Regions from separate parts of the Homo sapiens genome. Here all the other regions are linked to region 2. The links are chromatin loops, found by intact Hi-C in ENCODE. Cell type or tissue: PC-9. All regions are shown on one strand. Each heading gives the region's core, and the rest is flanking DNA. Links, peaks and the distances in the headings are about the cores only. Region 1 overlaps OSER1 (oxidative stress responsive serine rich 1). Region 2 overlaps LOC101927200 (a long non-coding RNA gene). Region 3 overlaps L3MBTL1 (L3MBTL histone methyl-lysine binding protein 1).

Region 1 (6,978 bases), core at 1,840-4,339, 460 kb before region 2:
TGAAATAAAAATTTGCTTTTTTTTTCTAACAGTAATGGTAACAGGTATACTTTTGATCCCACCTGTTTTTACTTTGCTCACTTTATTTTCTTTTTTAGTGTAAACAGGAACATCGATAAGTAGTGTAAAAACTTGCACAATGAAATCCGAAGCCAAGGATGGAGAGGAGGAGAGTCTACAGACTGCTTTCAAAAAATTAAGAGTGGATGCATCAGGGTAATTAAATATGTAATATATTATTTGGAATTATTTGTTTACTTATTTTAAATAGTCCCTTTTCCCTAAAAAGCTCTTCCTCTTTTAATATTTCTCATTATTGAAAGAAGATATAAATGCTAATAGTGCGACATTCTTCCAGATTCTGCACAGTATTGTTTTAGTTTAAAAAGAAAACCCTTTGGTTAAATTTGAAAAGTAGCAGTTCATTTGCCCTCCCAGGTTGGGTGTTTTGGTTTCGTTCACTTTGAGGAGGGCTTCCCCCCCACTTCTTTTTAATCAAAGATTATCAAGCGGTGTCCCACTAGGGATTTTATCATACATCTCAAGGGAATCACAGTATTTTTCACTAAAAGTGGGTTGGCTCAGTGGAAATCTATGAAGACATTGTAGATTTCATGGTCTGTGATTGCTCAGTCTATCACTATGGAAACCTCTATTCAGGAGGGTTCTGTCACTGAGATCAATAACCTTGGACCCTTTGGCCAAACTAATTAGAGCACCTGCATACCAGCTGCTCTCTGAATGTTAGTATTTCACCCTTTGCAAAATGTTCTGTGTAAGACTCTTCTCACACCAATTCTTTCTCCCAGGCCAAAATAAATCAACATTTTTAATGGATATAAGAATTTCTTTTCATAAATGGAAACTAAACACTGGAAGCTCAGAGTAGAACACCCACAAGTAATAATCATCATCATTAAAGTTTATTATTCACTTCCTGTGCCCTCAACACTGGGTTAAGTACTTTGTGCGCATTATTTAATTCTCACTACACCTTAGGACATGGGTACTACTGTCATTTCAGTTTACAGATGAGACTCACACAAATTAAATTACTTGCTAAAAGTCACATTGGTAGGACGTTGCAGAGCCAGGATTTGAACCTAGATAGCCTGTCTCCAGAACCTCTGCTCTTTTTTTTTTTTTTTTTTTTTTTTGAGACGGATTCTGGCCCTGTCGCCCAGGCTGGAGTGCAGTGGCGCAATCTCAGCTCACTGCAAGCTCCGCCTCCCGGGTTCACGCCATTCTCCTGCCTCAGCCTCCCGAGTAGCTGGGACTACAGGCGGCCACAACCACACCTGGCTGATTTTTTGTATTTTTAGTAGAGACGGGGTTTCACTGTGTTAGCCAGGATGGTCTTGATCTCCTGACCTGGTGATCCACCCACCTCGGCCTCCCAAAGTGCTGGGATTACAGGCGAGAGCCACTGCGTCTGGCCCAGAACCTCTGCTCTTAACCATCCTTTATGTGGTACCTTGAAGGCGATAGGAAGAAATGCATGCAGTACCTAGCACAAAGTGAAAACTAGATGTTAGTTGTTGTTACAGCCACCTGCCTATTGCTAGTACTATTTTTGGGCTATCAAATGAGAAGATTTATGCTGATAGATTTGCACAGTAGATGTTATAGGTGCTCATATTTGCTTCCATGTTACTTCAAAAACATATCTTTCCTCCTGATGGTTTTCTAATATGGTCAACTTGCCAGTTCATATCAGTACTTTGATAAATTGTCTTGGGAAACAGAAGCAAAGCAGAGAAGCAGAGAGTTCCAGATTGTGGCTGCAGTGTATCCTTTGTGATTTCTTATATAGGAATAATTTTTTTATATCAGGAAAATACTAGGAATGTGTACCCACAATTATACATACAAATCTCTTAGTGTGTAATTTTGTATAAGTAACTCTTGATACACGGACTTCTTTCCTGATGTTTTAAGAAGTTGAAATGTAAAATAAAGCCAGGCCGGGCATGATGGCTCATGCTTGTAATTCCAGCACTTTGGGAGGCCAAGGTGAGCACATCACTTGAGCTCAGGAGTTTGAGACCAGCCTCGGCAACATGGTGAAACCCGTCTGCAAAAAAACAAAGAATTAGCTAGGCATGGTGGTGCGTGCCTGTAGTCCCAGCTGCTCTGTAGGCTGAGGTAGGAGGATCACTTGAGCCCGGGAGCTGGACGTTGGAGTGAGCTGAGATCATGCCACTGCACTCCGGCCTGCGCAACAGAGCGAGACCCTGTCTCAAAAAAAAAAAAAGTAAAATTAAGCCATTTTGGTATCCCTAAAAATTACTTGGAACATTATTTAAAAATTTTTCAAAATATATGGTCAAAAATTATGTATTTGTAAAACCACATGCTGCATGTTCTCACTTAGAAGTGGGGGCTAAACATTGAACACACGTGGACATGGGAACAATAGACACCGCTGACTACTGGCGTGGGGAGGGCAGGAGCGGAATGTGGGTGGAAAACCTACCTATAGGGTACTGTGTTCACTACCTGGGTCCAGTATACCCATGAACAATCCTGTGTATGTACCACCTGTATCTAAAGTAAAAGCTGAAATGAAAAAAAATTATATATTTGTAGCATGTATTCTGCCTTGAGTAAAATTATATTTGTAGCATATATTCTGCCTTGAGTAAAATTATAAGAAGGGAAGGAGAATATTTGAGAAAATGAAATAAGAGAAGGGGTGAGTCATTAGCATGACTAAGCAGAATAAGACTTGTGTAGTAGTGTATCATACATTCTAGTTGTTTTATATTGTTGCCAGTTTACAAATGGGATATCTGAGGATTGACTCATAAACTAACCAGGCCTTGCCAGGAATTTAGCATGATCCTGTTCAACAGGTTTTCCTTAGTGGTATTTGTCTTATTAGGACAAATCTCTATATATTTATTACAAAACAATATCCTATTTATCTGATTGTAACATAATACATGCTTATTATAGAAAAATTTACAAAAACAAAACAGGATAAAAACAGAAGTAAAAATCACAGTTTACCGTAACCACTGTTAACATCTAGACCACTGGTTCATGATAGCCTATACTTATTTTACATAGTTGAGATCATAATATATGTATAGGTGTTTAACCATGCTGCTTTCTCCTTATAAGCATTCCCCCATATCATTAAAAGTTCTTTGTACACTTAATTTCTAATAATTTCCCAACATTTTGCCATATAGATATGCCATAATTTAGAAATACAGTATTTTTTTTCTATTAGATATTTAGGTTATTCCCAGTTACTTTTTACTTTCAATTATGTTTTGTTGAACATCCTTTCATTTTAGTAGATTAATGTCGCTTTCTAAAGAATTTTTGTCAACACCATAGCATGTATAGTAGGAGGGGTGTGTGTGTGTGTGTGTGTGTGTGTGTGTGTGTGTGAAAAAAGTCTGGAAGGATTTCCACCAATGTTTGATGTTGGTAGTCTCTGGGTTGTGAGGTATGGATGATTCTGTTTTTCTTGCTTTTAGATTTTTTCACGTTCTTTACTGGGAACCCATATTATCTGTATAATTTTAAACCGCAAGGATTTAACTCTGAGTAATATTTCAAGTTCATTTGTTGCAAAAGTTAGAATATTTTTCTAAAAGTTGCATAATATTTGAAAATGTATTCAGTGTTAAGTTAGATGGAGTCTCCTAAACTAAGTTTAGTTCCATGACTCTGGTTTGCCCGCATAAGATAAATGGTCAGTGTCATTAGCATTCTCTGGCCATAAGGCCTGATCTGCCCCAGGGAAACAGCCTGAAAGTCTATTTATATCCTGCTGCTGGGTACACTTACCAGTCATTCTTTGGCTTATGATTTTGCAGCCATGGGCTTTTAGGGATACTCTAGATTTGGTTTTGAAGGAAAATTTACATTAAAAGCTGAGCAATTTTTGAGAAACCCAAACTAGAAAAAAAAATGTATTGATAAAAGTTGTATTTGAGCTAGTGAGAACAATATGTTCTCCTCATTTTACAGTTTTTTGTAGCTGTAAACTTTGTTCTTGTCTTCAGGTCTGTAGCATCTCTGTCTGTTGGAGAAGGCACAGGTGTCAGAGCACCAGTCAGAACAGCAACAGATGATACCAAACCTAAAACCACATGTGCATCTAAAGACAGTTGGCACGGGTAAGAGCTTCTTATTGAGATGATTTTTATTCCAATATTATAATAGTATTGGATTTTCCTTTCTGAGTGTCCAGAAAAGAGTTAGGTTATGATATAGAACCTAAGACCCAATGATTAGATGAGGACCTATTCCTTCTTTTGCTGAATTTGCTGAGACTTTTTTTTGGCCTGGTCCATAGTCAATTTTTACAAATATTCTATGTCTGTTTGAGAAGATTGGGACTTCTCTAATTATTCTTGGGTTCTCTGTCCATTAAGTCAGGCTTTTAAATGTGTTATTGGAACCTTTTTTTCAATTTTTTGGTCAACTTGACTTACAAATAATAGAGATGTATGTTGAAATCTACCCCATGGAAGTGTATTTGTCTATTTTCCCTTTAAATTCTATGTTTTTGCTTTATGTATCTTGAGGTTATTTTGTTGGATTTATATAGCATAGGTTTAGAATGTTTTCTTTCTGGTGAATTGAAACTTTTATTATGTAGTGACATTCTTAATCCCTCATAATGGCTTTTGTCTTAAAGTTTTCTTCTAGTTAGTGTTTCGCTTGTGTGTCTTTTTCTATTCTTTTTTTTTTCTTAAGATGGAATCTTGTTCTTGCTCTGTCACACAGACTGGAGTGCAGTGTCACAATCTCAGCTCACTGCACCCTCCGCCTCCCCGGTTTAAGCAGTTCTGCCTTGGCCTCCCAGGTACCTGGGGTTACGCAGGTGCCCGCCACCATGCCCGGGTAATTTTAGTATTTTTAGTAGAGACAGAATTTCATCATGTTGGCCAAGCTGGTCTCAAACCCCTGACCTCAGGTGATCCACCCACCTCGGCTTCCCAAAGTGCTAGGATTACAGGTGTGAGCCACCACACCCAGCCTACTAGTCTTTCAAGCGTTCTGTGTTCTTGTATTTTAGCTGTGTTTCATATAAATAGCATATGACTAGGTTTTATTTTTTTCTGTTTTATTCAATGTGATCAGTTTGTTTTTAACTGCTGAGTTTAGTGCATTTACATTTATTTGATTATTGGTATCTTCAGAAGTGATTCTGTCATTTTACTTTATTTGTCCTGCTTTTTTCTATTTTTTTCCCACCTTACCTCTCCTCCTTTCCTTTCCAATTGTTTAAACACAATTGTTTTCAAGGATTTTGTTTGTTCTTTTCCTCTAGTGGTTTGGAAATGGCACACTTTGTTTCTATTCTTTCAGTAGTTGTTAGCCTTGATTTTACCATGCATGCTTTTAACAAAGACAAAAATTAATGGTAATTTAGCCCTTCTCCTTAGAAACCCTTTCCTCTGATCTCCTGACTTCCATGATATAGTTGCCCAATATTTTAGTCGTTACTTAATCTCACAGACTAGGTTTTATTATTATTTAAGCAGACAGTGTTTATTTAGATTTTTCTGTTTGCTTATATCTTCTTTCCTCACCATGCTTTCACCTCAGACCTCCCATATACAATCACTTACTTTTTTCCTAAAGTAGTTTCTTTAGTGAAGGTTTATTATTAGTAAATAGGACCTCTGCATTGTATAACTCCATATAAATACATTTGAAAGGGCCCCCGATGTTAAATACCATCAGGTCCTATTGGTAAATAACAATCATCTGTATCCATGGGGGATCAATTCCAGGTCCTCCCCACTCACACGCCCCTCTCAATACCAAAATCTGAGGATGCTTATGTCTGTTAGACAGAATGGTATAGTGTTTGCATACAACCTATGCTCATTCTCCTGTATACTTTAAACCATCTCTAGAGTACTTATAATACCTACCACAATGCTTACACAGCACTTCACTCACACAGACTCAGCATAGTGCTTAGAGCACAGCAAATTCAAGGTTTGCTTTTTGGAACTTGGTGGAAGGGGTATTTTCAGTCTGCTGCTGGTTGAATCCACAAGTGTAGAATCCGTGGATACAGAAGACTGTACTTTGCTTTCATTTATCTGAAAATGTCTTTATTTCTTCCTTGGTTTTGAAAGATAGAGTTGATATAGTTGACATTATATTTCTAGATTGACAGTTATTTTCTCTTAGCACTTAAATTAGGTACAGTTCATTGTCTTCTGGTTTCGTTACATTGGTATTGAAAAGCATACCTTCAATCCAATTGTTATTAATTTGGAAATAATCTTTCTAGTCTCTGGCTGCTTTTAAGATCTTCCTGTTGTCTTTGCTATTCTATAGTTTTGCTACAGAGTGTCTCTTATGTGGATTTCTTTTTATCCTGCTCCAGTGTATTTCCTGTGTTCATAGATTCTCTTATCAATTCAGAAAATTTCTTGGTCATTATGTCTATAAAAATCACTTGTCCTCTGTTCTCTGTATTCGTTTCTTCAGAAATTCCAGACTTACTCTGTCATCTCTCTTAACTTTTACATTTTTTCCAAATCCTTGTCTCTGTACTGCCTTTTAGGTCAGAGGTTGACAAACTTTTTTTGTAAAGCACCGTATGGTAAATTTTTTAGCCGTTGGAGGCCAAGAAGCAAAAATTCAAGGATATTAATAAGTGCTTAAATAAGAGAGAAAACTCCTACTCTACCCTGTTTGCCTGGGGTTGGCCGTCCTGGCTGGTGGACACATTCTGTCTTCAGTTGCTGAGACAGTCGCAGGATAGAGTGACTAGCCTGAAAGGAGAACCTTGTGGAATGGGTGGGTAGCAGGTAGTGCCAGGGTCAGTTCTACTTTCTGTCCCAGTGAGGCTCAGATCTCAGCATGCTCTTTTCTCCTCCAGAGATCCCAGCATTGGTTGGAGTCTTGAACTGAGATTCTGCCTCTCAATGATCAGCAGTTGCCAACAGTAGAGACCCAACATGTAGATGTTAGCTAGTGCGGGCGCTGGAC
Region 2 (6,978 bases), core at 2,010-4,509:
TAGCGGCACTGCAGCCTCTGGGCTCCCTGAAGGAACACCGGCCGCCGGCGCCCCAAGGGCTGTGGTGTCCCGGTGGCCCACGTCGGCCTAGGTCAGCGCACCTGGATTCCAGTCCCTGACCCTCCAGAGACCTCCCCAAGACTTTTTTTTTCTTCATAAATGGAAGATAATCAACGTTTCCCAAACTTCAGTTCTTTGGGTACCACCTTCATCATCTTGCCCATCTCATTTATACATGCTATTCTTTACTTAATTTTTCTCTGAATTGCCGGGTGTGGTGGTGGCTGTCTCCTGTAGTCCCAGCTATTCAGAAGGCTGAGGCAGGAGGATGGATCGCTTGAGCCCAAGAGTTGGAGGCTGCAGGGAGCTATGATCACCCACTGCACTTCAACTTGGGCAACAGAGCGAGACCCTGTCTCAAAAAAAAATTTTTAATAAACGTATTTATGTATTATAATTCATGTTAAGAGAGAAATGAATACCCACAGTAAACAGAGGTGGATTTCACTTGCCATAAATGGTGGGCTGGGGGAGAGGAGGGGACATGGTGGGGAGGGGATGAAAACAAAACCAGGATTACCAAGATTTTCATAAATAAAAAGACTGTCATTTTACAAACAAAACAAACAAGGGCTTTCCTAAGTGGTGAAACTATAAAGAACAGCAAAGAAATTAGCGTTATAAAAATTAGGATAGCCAGGCACAGTGGCTCACGCCTGTAAATCCCAGCACTTTGGGAGGCCGAGGTGGGCGGATCACTTGAGGTCAGAATATTGAGACCTGCCTGACCAACATGGTGAAACCCTGTCTCTACTAAAAATACAAAAATTAGCCCAGTGTAGTGGTGCACGCCTGTAGTCCCAGCTACTCGGGAGGCTGAGGCAGAAGAATCGCTTGAACCCGGGAGGCAGAGGTTACAGTGAGCTGAGACTGTGCCACTGCACTCCAGCCTGGGCGGCAGAGAGAGACTCCATCTCAAAAAAAAAAAAAAAAAAGATAGTGCTTTTCTCTGGGGATCAGGAGGCTGTCATGGGAAGAGATGGTGGGGGCCCCAGGGAACCCAGTTCTCCTTCTTTGTGTAGGATATTTTTACAGTCCTGTGTTAACCTGCACATATGAGCTTTATGCATTTTTTCCTGCATTTTATGTGTCACAATAAAACATGTTATAGAAACAAAAAGTAACCAGTGAAATACAAGTAATTTACAAAGGCACACATGAAAACAGGAGAGATGAGGCTAGGCGCAGTGGCTCACGCCTATAATCCCAACACTTTGGGAGGTCAAGGCAAGAGGATTGGTTGAGCCCAGAAATCTGAGACCAGCCTGAGCAACATAGCAACATCTTGTCTCTACAAAATATCATTTAAAAATTAGCCAGGCATGGTGGCATGCATCTGTAGTCCCAGCTACTCAGGAGGGTTGCTTAAGGCAGGAGGATTGCTTAAGCTCAGGAGTTTGAGGCTGTAGTTAGCTATGATTGCACCACTGCACTCCTGCCTGGGCAACAGAGTAAGACTCTGTTTCTTAAAATAAAAGAGGGGGTGACACTGAGCAGCAGGTCAGGGGTGACACAGCTGCTCAGGGGACAGTTTCAGGGGTTAAATATCCCAGAAACAGAGTGACCATCCAGGGGGTCCTGTGTGAGAGGCAGCTCCAGGCAGCAGCCCTCCCCCCACCCCCACGCTCCTTTCTTCTTCCCTACCCTCCCCTGAGCTCCCTGTATGGAAGCTCAAAGCTCAGAGTGGATTTCTGGAGGCCAGGATGGTGGGGTGAAAACAGCAGGAACCCACTCTTGGGGGACTATGAGCACCCCAATCACCAGGCGGGTGGGGAAAATTGAGCCCCTTTCAGTTCAGTTATGAGTCCCAGAGACATTCATGGCTATTTACTGCTAGCATCCGTTCTGATTCGTTGATGCCTGTGCCATTCAGTTGTCAAATATGTTTATGATCAGCCCCGCTAAGATGCATTAAAACACATGTGTATTAGTCCATTCTCACACTGCTATAAAGAACTACCTGAGACTGGGTAATTTATAAAGAAAAGAGGTTTAGGCCAGGCGTAGTGGCTCACGCCTGTAATCTCAGCACTTTAGGGGGCCGACGTGGGCGGATCACCTGAGCTCGGGAGTTCCAGACCAGCCTGACCAACATGGAGAAACCCTGTCTCTACTAAAAATAAAAAAAAATAAAAATAAATTAGCCAGGCGTGGTGGCGCATGCCTGTAATCCCAGCTACTCGGGAGGCTGACGCAGGAGAATCACTTGAACCCGAGAGGCGGAGGTTGCAGTGACCCCAGATTGTGCCATTGCACTCCAGCCTGGGCAACAAGAGCGAAACTCTGTCTAAAAAAAAAAAAAAAAGAAAGAAAGAAAGACAGAAAAGAGGTTTAATTGACTCACAGTTGCCCAGACTGTACAGGAAGCATGGCTGAAAGGCCTCAGGAAACTTACAATCATGGCAGAAGGCAGAGGGGAAGCAGGCACATCTTCACAATGGCAGAGCCGGAGAGAGAGCGCATGAAGGGGGAAGTGCCGCACACTTTTAAACCATCAGATCGCATGAGCACTCACTCCCTACCACGAGAACGCAAGGGGGAAATCCACGTCCACGATCCAACCACCTCCCACTAGAGCCCTCCTCCAATTTGACATGAGATTTGGGCAGGGACACAAACCCAAACCATATCAATATGTAATTACTGAAATTAAAACTGTCCACCAAAACACCATGAAATGTCACTCACATACCTCCAGTGGGGCACAGTGGGGCACGCAGTGCATTTTAGGACGTGGTAGGCATTACCTGGCCCTGCACAGGGCGACTCTAAGAACTAAACGGGCACTCCACAAGTGCTGAGCCCCACACAAAGTGTTAACGTGGTTAACACGACAGCCTTCCAGGAAGCTGGGAGCTGGGATATCCCCAGCACGGAGGACAATGCTGAAACAGACCCACAGGGCGCAGGGGCTCCCATGGGAACTCACAAGTGCTCTGCAGTTTGCCTGTCTCTCCTGCCTAAACAAGGAGCAGCTGGGGAAACTCAGGCTTGGCCAAAGCACCAACCATTCCCTCTCTCCCTCCACCACCTCCCCACCTTTTTTTTTTCCCTTCATTTTTCTCCTCTGTCTTCCAAGGAATTCAGAGTGCAGGTCTCACTATGAGTTCCCAGGCGAACCCACCTCTCCCGACTTCCTAAACTGTGAAAGGAAAATAAAACTTGGGACTCCAATTCACTCTACCCAAAGGAAAAAAATTAAGCTGAAAGCTGAGTCATGCAAGAAAACGCCTTCCCTTTTGTGCCTAAGCAGATAGGTAGAGATAAAAGGCCAGATATCTCCAATTACTCTGGTTCACCTTATCTTACTTAAAGTGCCAATTTACTGAGTGCTAGATGAATACATAATTGACGAGTCCCCCATCTACTCCTTTTCTCTTGCAACATGTGAATTCAGTAATATGACCACACCCTCCCTCGTTTCCCTCCAGCCTGCTTTTCCCCTTTAAGTACTGACACCCTCAAAATCATCTTTGTAGAAAGGCACAGACTGTTTCTGTGATTCTGTGTTCTGTTCTTCTGGGCATGTCCTTAACTTCGGCAAAATAAACTTCTCAATTGATTGAGGCCTGTCTCAAATACTTTTAGGTTTACAAAGCCCACTCCCATTTTTACTAAATGTGTGTCCACACATTTGGGAACAAAAGACACTGGGGACTCTAAAAGCAAGGAGGAGTCGGGCACGGTGGTGACTCTCGACTGTAATCCCAGCACTTTGGGAGGCCAAGGCAGGTGGATCACCTGAGGTCACTTCAAGACCAGCCTGGCCAGCGTGATGAAACCTCATCTCTACTAAAAATACAAAACTTAGCCGGGAGTGGTGGTCACGCCTGTAGTCCCAGCTACTCCGGAGGCTGAAGCACAAGAATCGCTTGAACCCAGGAGGCGGAGGTTGCAGTGGGCTGAGACCGTGCCACTGCACTCCAGCCTGGGAGACAGAGCAAGACCCTGTCTCCAAAATAAATAAAAAGCAAGGAGGGAAGGAGAGGGGCAGGGGTTGAAAAATTACCTATCGGGTCCTATGTTCGCTGTTTGGGTATTAACAGAAGCCCAAACCCATATCACACAATATATACCCACGGAACAAACCTGCCCACACACCCCCCCCGAATCTAAAATTAAGAACATTAAAATAAATCAATATGTGTCCACACACAGAGAGGCAGCCTGGAAGACTAGACGCCAACACATTCTTTTCTTCTTCATACAATGTTTGCATTTTCCGACTTCTTTTTACAACAAAGTCTGAAAATGAGAAGCGACCACGCAGCTGTGTGTGCAGGCAATAAAGCACGGTGTTGAGCAGGAAGCCCTCCTATGAGAAGAAGGAAGTCAGGGGCTGAGTCCTCATGGTGCCCTTCAATTGCTAAATGACCTTAGGCAAGTCCTTACCCTGTCTGGGCTTCAGTTTCCCCATCTGTTCTTTAACTCAAGCCCCCCTCCACCCATCTTTCCACCCTGCCGTGGGCCCTGGAAGGTTGGCCCCTGTGGACTGCATCACCCACACATCGTTGCTGGCTGGCTTCCAGGTTTCGGATGCTGGGAGGAGAGAGAGAAGTAGGGATATTTCTTCCTGCTTCCTTCCTTCTTCAGGTCTCATTCTGGGCAGTGGCTTAGTCCCTCAACCCCAGCTCTTGCTGGGTGGTTCTACTTTCTGTCTCCAGCTGTCAATGGACTTCAACAGCATAATCCCCTACCCCACCCCGGCAGGCTTCCCCTTGCTGCTGGTGCCTGGGAGCCTCTGCAGCCTTGGTTGGGGCTCTTTGCCCCGCCCACCTCTCCATAATAGTCCATGAAATCCATCTGAGTAGGATTCTGTTCTTCGCTGGAACTTCAAGCAATACAAGGAATGAGTAAAAATACTCGTATAAATACTATGGAATGAGTATAAATTTCCCAGACTATATCTTCAGGGATAAAAACCTATTACTTTCTCTATTTCTGCATATTTAATTTATCTGAGTTTTTGATTTTTTTTTTTTTTTTGGTCACTCTGTTGCCCAGGCTGAAGCGCAGTGGTGTGATCTCAGCTAACTGCAACCTCTGCCTCCCAGGTTCAAGTGATTCTCCTGTCTCAGCCTCCCGAGTAGCTGGGACTACAGGCACGAGCCACCGCTCCCAGCTAATTTTTGTATTTTTAGTAGAGACAGGGTTTCACCATGTTGGCCAGGCTGGTCTCAAACTCCTGACCTCAAGTGACCCACCCACCTTGGCCTCCCAAAGTGCTGGAATTACAGGCATGAGCCATCGCCCCGGCTTATCTGAGCTTTTAAGCTCCCATTTCCACTGAAGGTGGGAAACAGTTGCAAACATGAAGTACAGCAGCCACTTCACTCCACTGTTCTTTAGGTAAACACTCACTGAATTCAGATTTCAGACACGCATCCGGCATGCATACACACACACACACACACACACACACACTCCACCCAGAGGTGGTGCAGCTGGTGTGGGGAGGGGCTTACCTACCACTCCAGCATCTGGGGTGAGTCGCCTGGCTGGGAGGGTTCCTCGCTGACCTCGCTGGAGTCTGAGTCACCCCAGTCCCCACTGCCTCTGCAGAGGTGACTATAGGTCTGCCATGGTCCCTGATCACCCATTCCTGGGAGCCTGAGCCCCCCCAGGACAGTCATCCACCCCAGCTACGTGCACGCTCTCTCCAGGGGTGTGAGAACTCTAATCTGCTCCCTCACACTGTGCAGGATCCCAGATCCCCAGGAGGCTGTCCTGAGGCCACTGCATTCCAACACCTCCCTTTGCCACTGCTGCTCCACCAAAGTGGGCTTCTCTGTGAGTCTTCCGGGATCCCTACAACCTTAACATGGGTTTCTATCCTCTGAGGGATGGGGTGCTGGACTCATTCTTGGGGACCCAGTAACTCCTATCCCTAACCACACCTCCTCCATCTGCTCTTTTCCGAATCATCTCCTTTTGGGCAAGGGAACATTCTTCACTGTCACTCATTCTTCCCCACCCTGTGCTTCACGGTGTAAGTCACAAGCTCTGGGTCCCCATGGCTTTGTGTGTGCTGTGCCAAGCCAAGCTTAGGAAACTAAAAACACAGAAAACCTGCTGCAGCCTCCGCCTTCCGCGTACAAGCCATTCTCCTGCCTCAGCCTCCTGAGTAGCTGTGACTATAGGCGCACGCCACCATTCCAGGCTAGTTTTTGTATTTTTAGTAAGAGATGGGGTTTTGCCATGTTGGCCAGGCTGCTCTCGAACTCCTGACCTCAGGTGATCCACCCATCTCGGCCTCCCAAATGGCCGTGGTGAGCCACCATGCCCGGCAACACTCTAAAATTTGACTCTCATTTCACAGGCTTCTCTGGGGTCCTCCCTTCCCTGGGATCTAAGCCTTGAGATCTACTTTTAATAATAGTGATGACCTTCAGTGGCTCTTCCAGCTGTGATCAGCTCTAAATCATTCATTTATTCAAAACAAATACTTCTTGAGCACCTGCTATGCACCAGGTGCTGTGCTGGGCACTGGAGATACAGCAATGAATTGAAAAAGACAAGGTGCATGCTTCTGGGGACTGATAGTCTACTGGGGGAGGCAGGCATTCATCAGAAAATAGAAAGAAATAAATGTAAAATGACAGTTGTCATATAATGCTATGAAGGAAAGGCATGTGAGGCTACGAGGGTAAAGAATAGAGGAATTTAATTGAGTCAGAGAGTTCAGGGGAGGCTGAGCTCCAAAGGCCAGGCAGGAGCTTCTGCACGTAAAGAAAGAAGACAACAGAAAGCAGGAGATGCCAAGGCCATGTGGTGGCAGAGAGCACGGAGCCCAGGAGTGGCCAGGATGGGCCAGTGTGGCTGGTGTGCAGAGAGGATAGGAAGGAAGCGCATGCCAGGTATGGCCAGGTATGGCAGCCCTCGGAGGGTGCAGAGCCTTGTGGGCACCTGAAGGATCCT
Region 3 (6,978 bases), core at 2,768-5,267, 210 kb after region 2:
GTACTTTCAAGATGTGTGCCTATCTCTCTATAGGCATTTTATCTCAATTAAAACACTTCTAGGGGAGCAGCACCCCGGTGTGTTCTATGTTGGCCAGAGGCCATCGAAAACAGGGAGTTCAGCTCTGGACACGTACATGAAGAGAAGATCACCAACACAGAGGGCAAGGAAAGCACCTGGAAGTGGGAGGAGTTTGGGAGCTCCACCACACACAGCTCAAAGGAGGAAACTGGCTGTGCTGGGCTTGGATACAGACACTCTTCCAGGGCAAGAAGAGCCAACTACTTTCTTTTTATGTTTTTTGAGACAGAGTTTCGTTCTGTTGCCCAGACCGGAGTGCAGTGGTGCAATCCCGGCTCACTGCAACCTCCTCCTTCCAAGTTCAAGTGATTCTCCTGCCTCAGCCTCCCGAGTAGCTGGGACTACAGGTGCATGCCACCACACCCAGTTAATTTTGTAATTTTAGTAGAGACAGGGTTTCACCATGTTGGCCAGGCTGGTCTTGAACTCCTGACCTCAGGTGATCCACCCACCGTGGCCTCCCGAAGTCCTGAGATTACAGGCGTGAGCCACTGTGCCCGGCCGACAAAGTTCTTTACTTAAGGACAACTATGCACTAAAAGTCAAAACTGGTGTTTATTGTGTTCCCACCATAGCAGTCATTTTGTATAGGTAAAGTGATTGGATCTACATATTCCTCCATAATATTGCTCTATTATATACTAGTGATACACAGCCATATGCTACATAAAGACATTTCTGTCAATGATTCCACATTTAAAACCATGGTCCCATAAGATTATAGTGGAACATATACAGAAACCTGATACATGGCCCTTGATATTGGCATTGCAGATCAAGTAGGGGAAATGACTGACATTCAGTAATAATGCTGTGACATTTGGTATTTCATGTGAAAATATACATGTAAATAAAAATACATATAACATCTAGGTTTGTGTAAGTACATTCTATAATGTTTACACAATGACAGAATTGCCTAGTGACACATTTCTAAGAATGTATCCCCATCGTTAAGCAATGCATGACTGTAATTATACTAGACGTTCTGGTATGATTCATTCATCATTTCCAATGCTCACAATGGCTCTGCAAGGTAGACCTCATTAAACCCATTTTATCTCCATTTTACAGACAAGAAGATGTAGGCTCAGAGACAGTAAACAGCTCAAATTGACAGAACTGGGATTTAAACCCAGACTGTCTCCAAAGCTGACATTCTTTTTTTATCTACAACTCACTACTCCTTGGCTCTTGATTTTAAGTGTGTGTTAGGATCCTTGCAGTAAATCACAATATCTGTGTCATTCAAAATACACTTTAATTATCAACTATATTGGATTAAAGGGGAAAAAAGTACACTTTAATATTGACTATCACTGGCAAAGCTAAGTTTGGCAAGCAAATGAGTGGGTAGAGAGCAGAGGAGTGAATGGACTCCTGTCTCCAGGATGCCTTTTCCTTCCTGAAGATGATCTGAGCACACAAGGTCCCCAAGCTGGGCCACAGTCCAGACTAGAGTCTTCCCAGATACATGGGTCACTCTGACTATTCTTGCCTGGTGGGGCAACACGGGTCCCTCCTTAGCAGAAGTGACGCTGGGGAGGGCACCTGCTTCCTGCCGTCTTAAGGACAGTGACCCCGGCTCTGTCTCCCACTCTGCACTTGCACCTTACCTCGTCTTTGAAGAGGCGTGCTTGGTCCTCACAACCTGTCAGGGTCTGAACAAAGCCGAAGACCTTGGAAACCAAAGATGACATGTTGACCAGGGGACAGAGCTTAGGCATGTAGGGAGAGCTGGCCTCCACAGCCTAGGTGCTTCTGAGCTGTGCCAATGCTGCTTTTTCTCACCAGCCTAAAAGGATCCTAGGGTTTCTATGCTGGCAGATGTGCCAAGTTGGGCCCCTTGCTTCTGAGGCCTGGGACCGAAGCCTGCCTCTCCTGCTGGATTTCTGGCTGAAACAGCAGCACAGCCCCCGCCCCCTCTGCCATAATGGACCTATCAGGAAGGGTCTCAGTCAGCCCCTACTGGGCAGCTAGAAGGGACTGTGCACAGGACAGATGAGCAAGAGGTAGTGCCAGGAGTGGTACCGGGTTCTACCTGACCTGGGCCTTTCCACCAGGGTATGGTGAGAGGGAGGAGGAGAGGAAGAGAAGGATAAAGAAGGGCCCTCGCTCCTCACCTCATCGATGGTCCACTTGGCGACTGTCGAGGCTGAGATGCCCGCTACTCCTGGCAGGAGCTTGCAGTGCTGCTCCCAGCACACTGAGAGTGAGCGGTCAGGGTGGGCCGACAGGGCTGACATGAAGAGGGACTGGTGCACGACATCGGGCGTGAGGGCTGGAAAGCAGAGGCAGAGGCTGGCAGGCCAACGAGGATGACTAAACTGTTCCCGAAGCCCATGCATACCCACACCACTCAGGAGACTGGCTGGCAGAGTAGACAGGACTCCGGGCCCCTTCTGACAGCCTGTAGAGTCAAGAGGGTGAGCCGTATCTCCTGACTCCTCACACAGTGTTCACTCCTGCTGGTAAAGTGACTCTCTTAAAGACTCTCAGGTCAGCTATTCGGAATGACCCTCACCCCGTCTCTCTGAGGCTGCACCACCCTGGGCCCTGCAAGGATACTCTCTTGGAGCTGCTGCAGCATCTCTAAAGACATAATTTTCTAGATGCCAACCATCAAAAGGGTCCTTAACATCCAAACAAGCTCAGCCTTGATGTCAGAAGTCCACTCTGTTTACTCTTCTTCTCATGAGTCCTTCCGGGCCACGACCAACTTTCTCAGAGCCAGGGTGATTCTGCTTCAGAATCACAGTCCCCCTGACCAGGCTGAAGACCACCCCTCTGGCCACTGCCATTGCCTCAAGCTCCAGTTCCTCCCCTTCCTCCACCAGCCCGGTCTGTACTACTGCCTATGCCAGCACTAGAGGGTGATCCCTGACCCACTCCCCAGCTCCATGTTGCCTGTGGCTTTGCTTCCTGGTCTGCCTCTGGGATCACTGGCCCCAACCTCCTACCTCAAGCAGCTGTACTGAGCTGATGACCGATGCTGCTCAGCTTGGCCTCCCCCTTGGTGGGGCCTGGCACGTGCCAACTTGGACTTCATCCCCCTCTGGCTGCTTTGACAAACCTGGCCCCACTCACTGCTGTCAGCCTTGGCCGGCCTTGTGCAATGTGGCCACTTTCCCAAGGGGTTTTCCCAGCCTCTGTCCATGGTCCAGGAGCATTGGCTCTTTATTCTCCTGGTGCTAATTCCAGATGCTCATCAATGCAGCACCTCCAAGTGCCCTCTTGTCAAAGACCCTCCCTGTTGGTCACAGATTGTCCTGCCCTCTCTCCCTGAGTGTCAGCCTTTCAGCCTGGCTTTTCCACCTCCATTCACCCACAAAGCCTCTGGGATTCCATCCTCAGCCCTACCAACCACACTTCTGTGCCACTGCCTTCCTGCTGCTCTCTCTGTTCATCAGCGAAATCCTAATACCTGCCCATACCCCAGACAGCCCCATCTCCCTGCTCAGCCAGCTCCTCTCATGGCCCGTCTGGGGCACACTCAGCATCTCTCATGACAGCTAGCACCACTAGCACCTCATCTACCTGGCCACAGGTTTGGCCTCTGGTACACCCAGGTACTCCCTCTCTGAAACCCTGTATCTGGGTTTCATACCCTGGGGTGGGGTTTGGGAGACAACATCAAGTTTGTAGGGAGCTTTTCTCCTTATCTTTCTTCCCCAGAGCACAGGGAAGAGCACAGGCCAGGAGTGCTTACCAGCAGTTACAGTGTCTTATCTAACTGCAGACCATCCAGTTGCAGGTCAGACATGGCTCCTCAGTTCCTTCAGTAGCTGACACTCCTAGGCCTAAAGACTAAGCCCAGCCAAGCCCTGTCCTCTCCGGGCAGATCTTCCTATGGAATTGTTCACCAGCAAACCTCAGAGCCTACACTAAGGAGGTCTACCCACCAGTATGTAAGAAGTTGCCTCTGGAACAAAACCCAGAGTGACCAGTGGCTCTTCTGGGTGACAGGCCAGCTAGAAGAGCAGGGGTGCCCTGTGGAAGTGAGACCTGGGCAATGACCCCTGCTCTATCCTTGAAGTGCCTCAAGGATCTGGGTGAGCCCTTCTTTGCCAGTTCCGTGACATAGTCTCAGCCTCTGGAAAGATGTAGCTTCCCAAGAATTCTACAGCCTAATTCTGGGATGAACACAGTAGGCAAGTGCCCTCTGGTGGTCAGAACTTGGTCCTGCAGTGGACTTGACCATGGGTACCACAGATGGGTACAAGAGGTGCCCACTGCAGTTTGATCCTTAGGAGTCCTTACTCTGAGGGTCTAGGTGCTGGCCAAGACCCTCATCACTCAGGTCTGAGGCTGAAGAAACTGCTTCTGTTCCCACAAAGAGGAAACAGTATGAGATGACAGCAAGAGGAAGTGAGGCAAGAGACTCAGACTAATAATACTGGCAGGGAGCTGTGCTAAGCACCTCACATGGAACATCTCAGTTAAGCCTCTCACCACATCATACGGTGGGTACGATTATTATCAGCATTTTACAGATAAGGAAGGTGAGGCTCAGAGAGGAGTGTCACCCACCCAAGATCTCTCAGCCTGTAAAAGGTAGTCTGACTTCAGGGCTATGCTTTTTATCACTATGTTACTTACTGCCCAGGTTACAGAGACTGTTCTTGAAGAATTGGGACAGCTTGGGTCTCGCCAAGGTGCACTAAACCAGGTGATTTCTCAAGGTCTCTTTTAGCCTTAAAATGACATGCATTCCATTCAACTGAGGCGTCCCTGCTGTGCATCAGGCCCTGTACTAGTGGCTGAAGATGTAAGATGAATTCACCACCTAGGGGAGGGCTCAGCCACTATGCCCCTCCCGCTGAAGTATGTTATGGGCTAAAATGTGTCCCCGCAAAATTCATATGCTGAAGCCCTAACCCCCAGTGCCTCTGAATGGGACTGCATTTGGAAAAAGGGCCTTTAAAGAGTGATTAAGTTAAAATGAAGTCATTAGGATGGGCCCTAATCCAATTCAATTGGTATCCTTACAAGAAGAGACACTTTGGACACATCATGGGACCCCAGGAATGCTTGTGCACAGAAGAAAGACCATGTGAGAACACAGCAAGAAGGCAGCCATCTGCAAGCCAAGGAGGGAAGCTTCAGAAGAAATCAAGCCTGCCAACACCTTGATCTTGGACTTCTGGCCTCCAGAACTGTGGAAAATAAATTTCTATTGTGTAAGCCACCCAGTCTATGGTATTTTTGTTACAGCAGCAAGCACGCTAGTGCAAGGGGAGTGAGAAGTGAACTGACATTTGGGTTAGGTGCTTTATGTCTCTTATACCAGCAGCATGCAGCAGGAGGAGTCAGGCCAGATCCGAGTTGGAATGCCAGCTCTCCCCCTTACAAGGTGAATGACCTTGGGCAAGTGACATCACCCTCTGAGACTCACATTCCTCCTCTCACAGAAGAACAATATACATGTTAGAGAACTCTTGTGAGAGTTAGACACAGTATGTGTAAAGAACCTGGCATAGTGCCTGGCCCATAGTAGATGCTCAGTAAGCAGTGGTAGTAACCACTGTTATTTCAGGTATTGACAATGGAAAGGCAGGTTTTATCCAGTTACTCAAGTGAGAAAACTGAAGCTCAAAGATGTTAAGTGACTTGCTTAAGATCACACAGGTAGAAAGTGATGGCCATGGCCTCCTTCCCAGGAAGCCTAGAATCAGAGAAGAGCAGGAGCATCATCTTGCTGCACAGTGAGAACCAAAGGCCCCGAGAAGCTCTGTACCCTCCCCACAGACTCACAGCAAGGCCATGGGGGACATGAGATTGGAACCCAAGGTCACTCAAGGCCCCTCCACTGCTTTTGCCACTGCTCTGTGCTCTCAGTATCTCAAACGAAGAGGCACAGCCCTCCTTCTAGCTTCTCCCACTCTGGGAAATCTGTCTCATCCCACCAATGACAGAGCACTCGCTGTGAACACTCTGTGGTGGAGGACATAGGAGCAGATAACCCAGACTTACTCTGGAAATCTTCCTGCGGAATCTTTCGATACTTCGGAGGGCGTCCAATTCTGGAGAAAGACGGACCAGGTCCATGGCAGGGAATCAGTGTCTGGCCCAGTCCAAGAGGCTACAAGGCCCCACACCCCCAGGAAGCCCGGGCCCTGATTCCCTGGCCTCCATACCGGCCGTGATGGCGAGGCTTCTTCCTTGGGGAGAAGCCTGAGAGGTTCTTCTTGCGGGCTGAGGCCTCCGAGTCAGACAGCTCCGCTTTCAGCCGGCTCTGGTTCCTCTCAGCCAGTGGGCAGCCTGAGAGGCAATGGTGAGCTGTGAACTTGCCTGTGACATGGCCAGAGCCGTCGCAACCAGGAGTGGGGCACTTCCTGGGGAAGAAGAGACTTCAGTTGGGTTTAATCCACTGGTCCCCGCTGAGCCCTCCTCAGCCCTGGTCCCAGCTGGAGTGTGTTTTGGTGGACCCCAGTCGCCTGCATGCAGTAAGTGCAAAACAACGCTGAGGGTCTCTCACCAGGAACCTTCACTCACCGGTGGTGAAAGCTGTATTTGGAGGTCCTAGTGTGGGGCAGGCTCCTATAGCTGAGAGGGGGACAGCCCCCAGGGGAGGCAGAGCTGGGCTCTCTGGGTCCTAAAAGAGCAGAAAGGAGGCGGTCCTCATGGAGTCCTGGGGGTGGGGAGTGTGGGGCACGGAAGGAGCAGTTTCCACTGGGGAGATCAGCACTAGAAACCCACTCCCCAAGGATGAGGGCCCTGCGTTGGCTGTGACACCATTCTGTGTTACTGGATATCTGCCCCTCTCTGGGTAAGGAGGGCTTAGCTCTCATATGTTAATACTTTGCTGAAACCTGCAGGCTATGCCCTCAGTCTCTGAGAGAACTCTGGGGGAGAAGAGCCACTCAGAGCTGGTTGGGTGTAGCCATACCTTAGAAG

The links. Hi-C counts contacts between places; a loop is a spot of excess contacts. Peaks named below come from ENCODE experiments on the same cell type or tissue, not always from the same donor. Only the 100,000 strongest peaks of a DNase experiment are listed, where the experiment ranks them.
Region 1: it touches region 2 in a loop (15-fold over the local background); 14 of 110 quality-filtered maps call a loop at or near these places.
Region 3: it touches region 2 in a loop (9-fold over the local background); 7 of 110 quality-filtered maps call a loop at or near these places.

What each region holds. Positions count from the first base shown.
Region 1 is chr20:44,200,119-44,207,096 of GRCh38, reverse strand. It overlaps OSER1 (oxidative stress responsive serine rich 1), which reads left to right. Exons shown (of 4, transcript NM_016470.8): 2 at 99-216; 3 at 4,023-4,136. The coding sequence starts at 140. Among named protein-coding and RNA genes, the nearest start is that of OSER1, 7.2 kb to the left of the region's middle. RefSeq lists an enhancer at 2,168-3,367. In PC-9, for the core only: no CTCF peak of the experiment used is centred there; a DNase peak (open chromatin) is centred at 2,796; H3K4me3 peaks cover 1,634 bases; H3K27ac peaks cover 2,500 bases.
Region 2 is chr20:43,742,940-43,749,917 of GRCh38, reverse strand. The region is part of intron 1 of LOC101927200 (a long non-coding RNA gene); the gene reads right to left. Among named protein-coding and RNA genes, the nearest start is that of GTSF1L, 19 kb to the right of the region's middle. RefSeq lists a silencer at 1-54 and an enhancer at 3,430-4,249. In PC-9, for the core only: no CTCF peak of the experiment used is centred there; a DNase peak (open chromatin) is centred at 3,387; H3K27ac peaks cover 1,356 bases.
Region 3 is chr20:43,535,535-43,542,512 of GRCh38, reverse strand. It overlaps L3MBTL1 (L3MBTL histone methyl-lysine binding protein 1), which reads right to left. Exons shown (of 22, transcript NM_001377303.1): 17 at 6,577-6,676; 18 at 6,219-6,416; 19 at 6,055-6,104; 20 at 2,205-2,362; 21 at 1,698-1,760; 22 at 618-1,579. The coding sequence ends at 1,385. Among named protein-coding and RNA genes, the nearest start is that of SGK2, 20 kb to the left of the region's middle. In PC-9, for the core only: CTCF peaks have their summits at 4,043 and 4,243 (motif pointing left); a DNase peak (open chromatin) is centred at 4,242.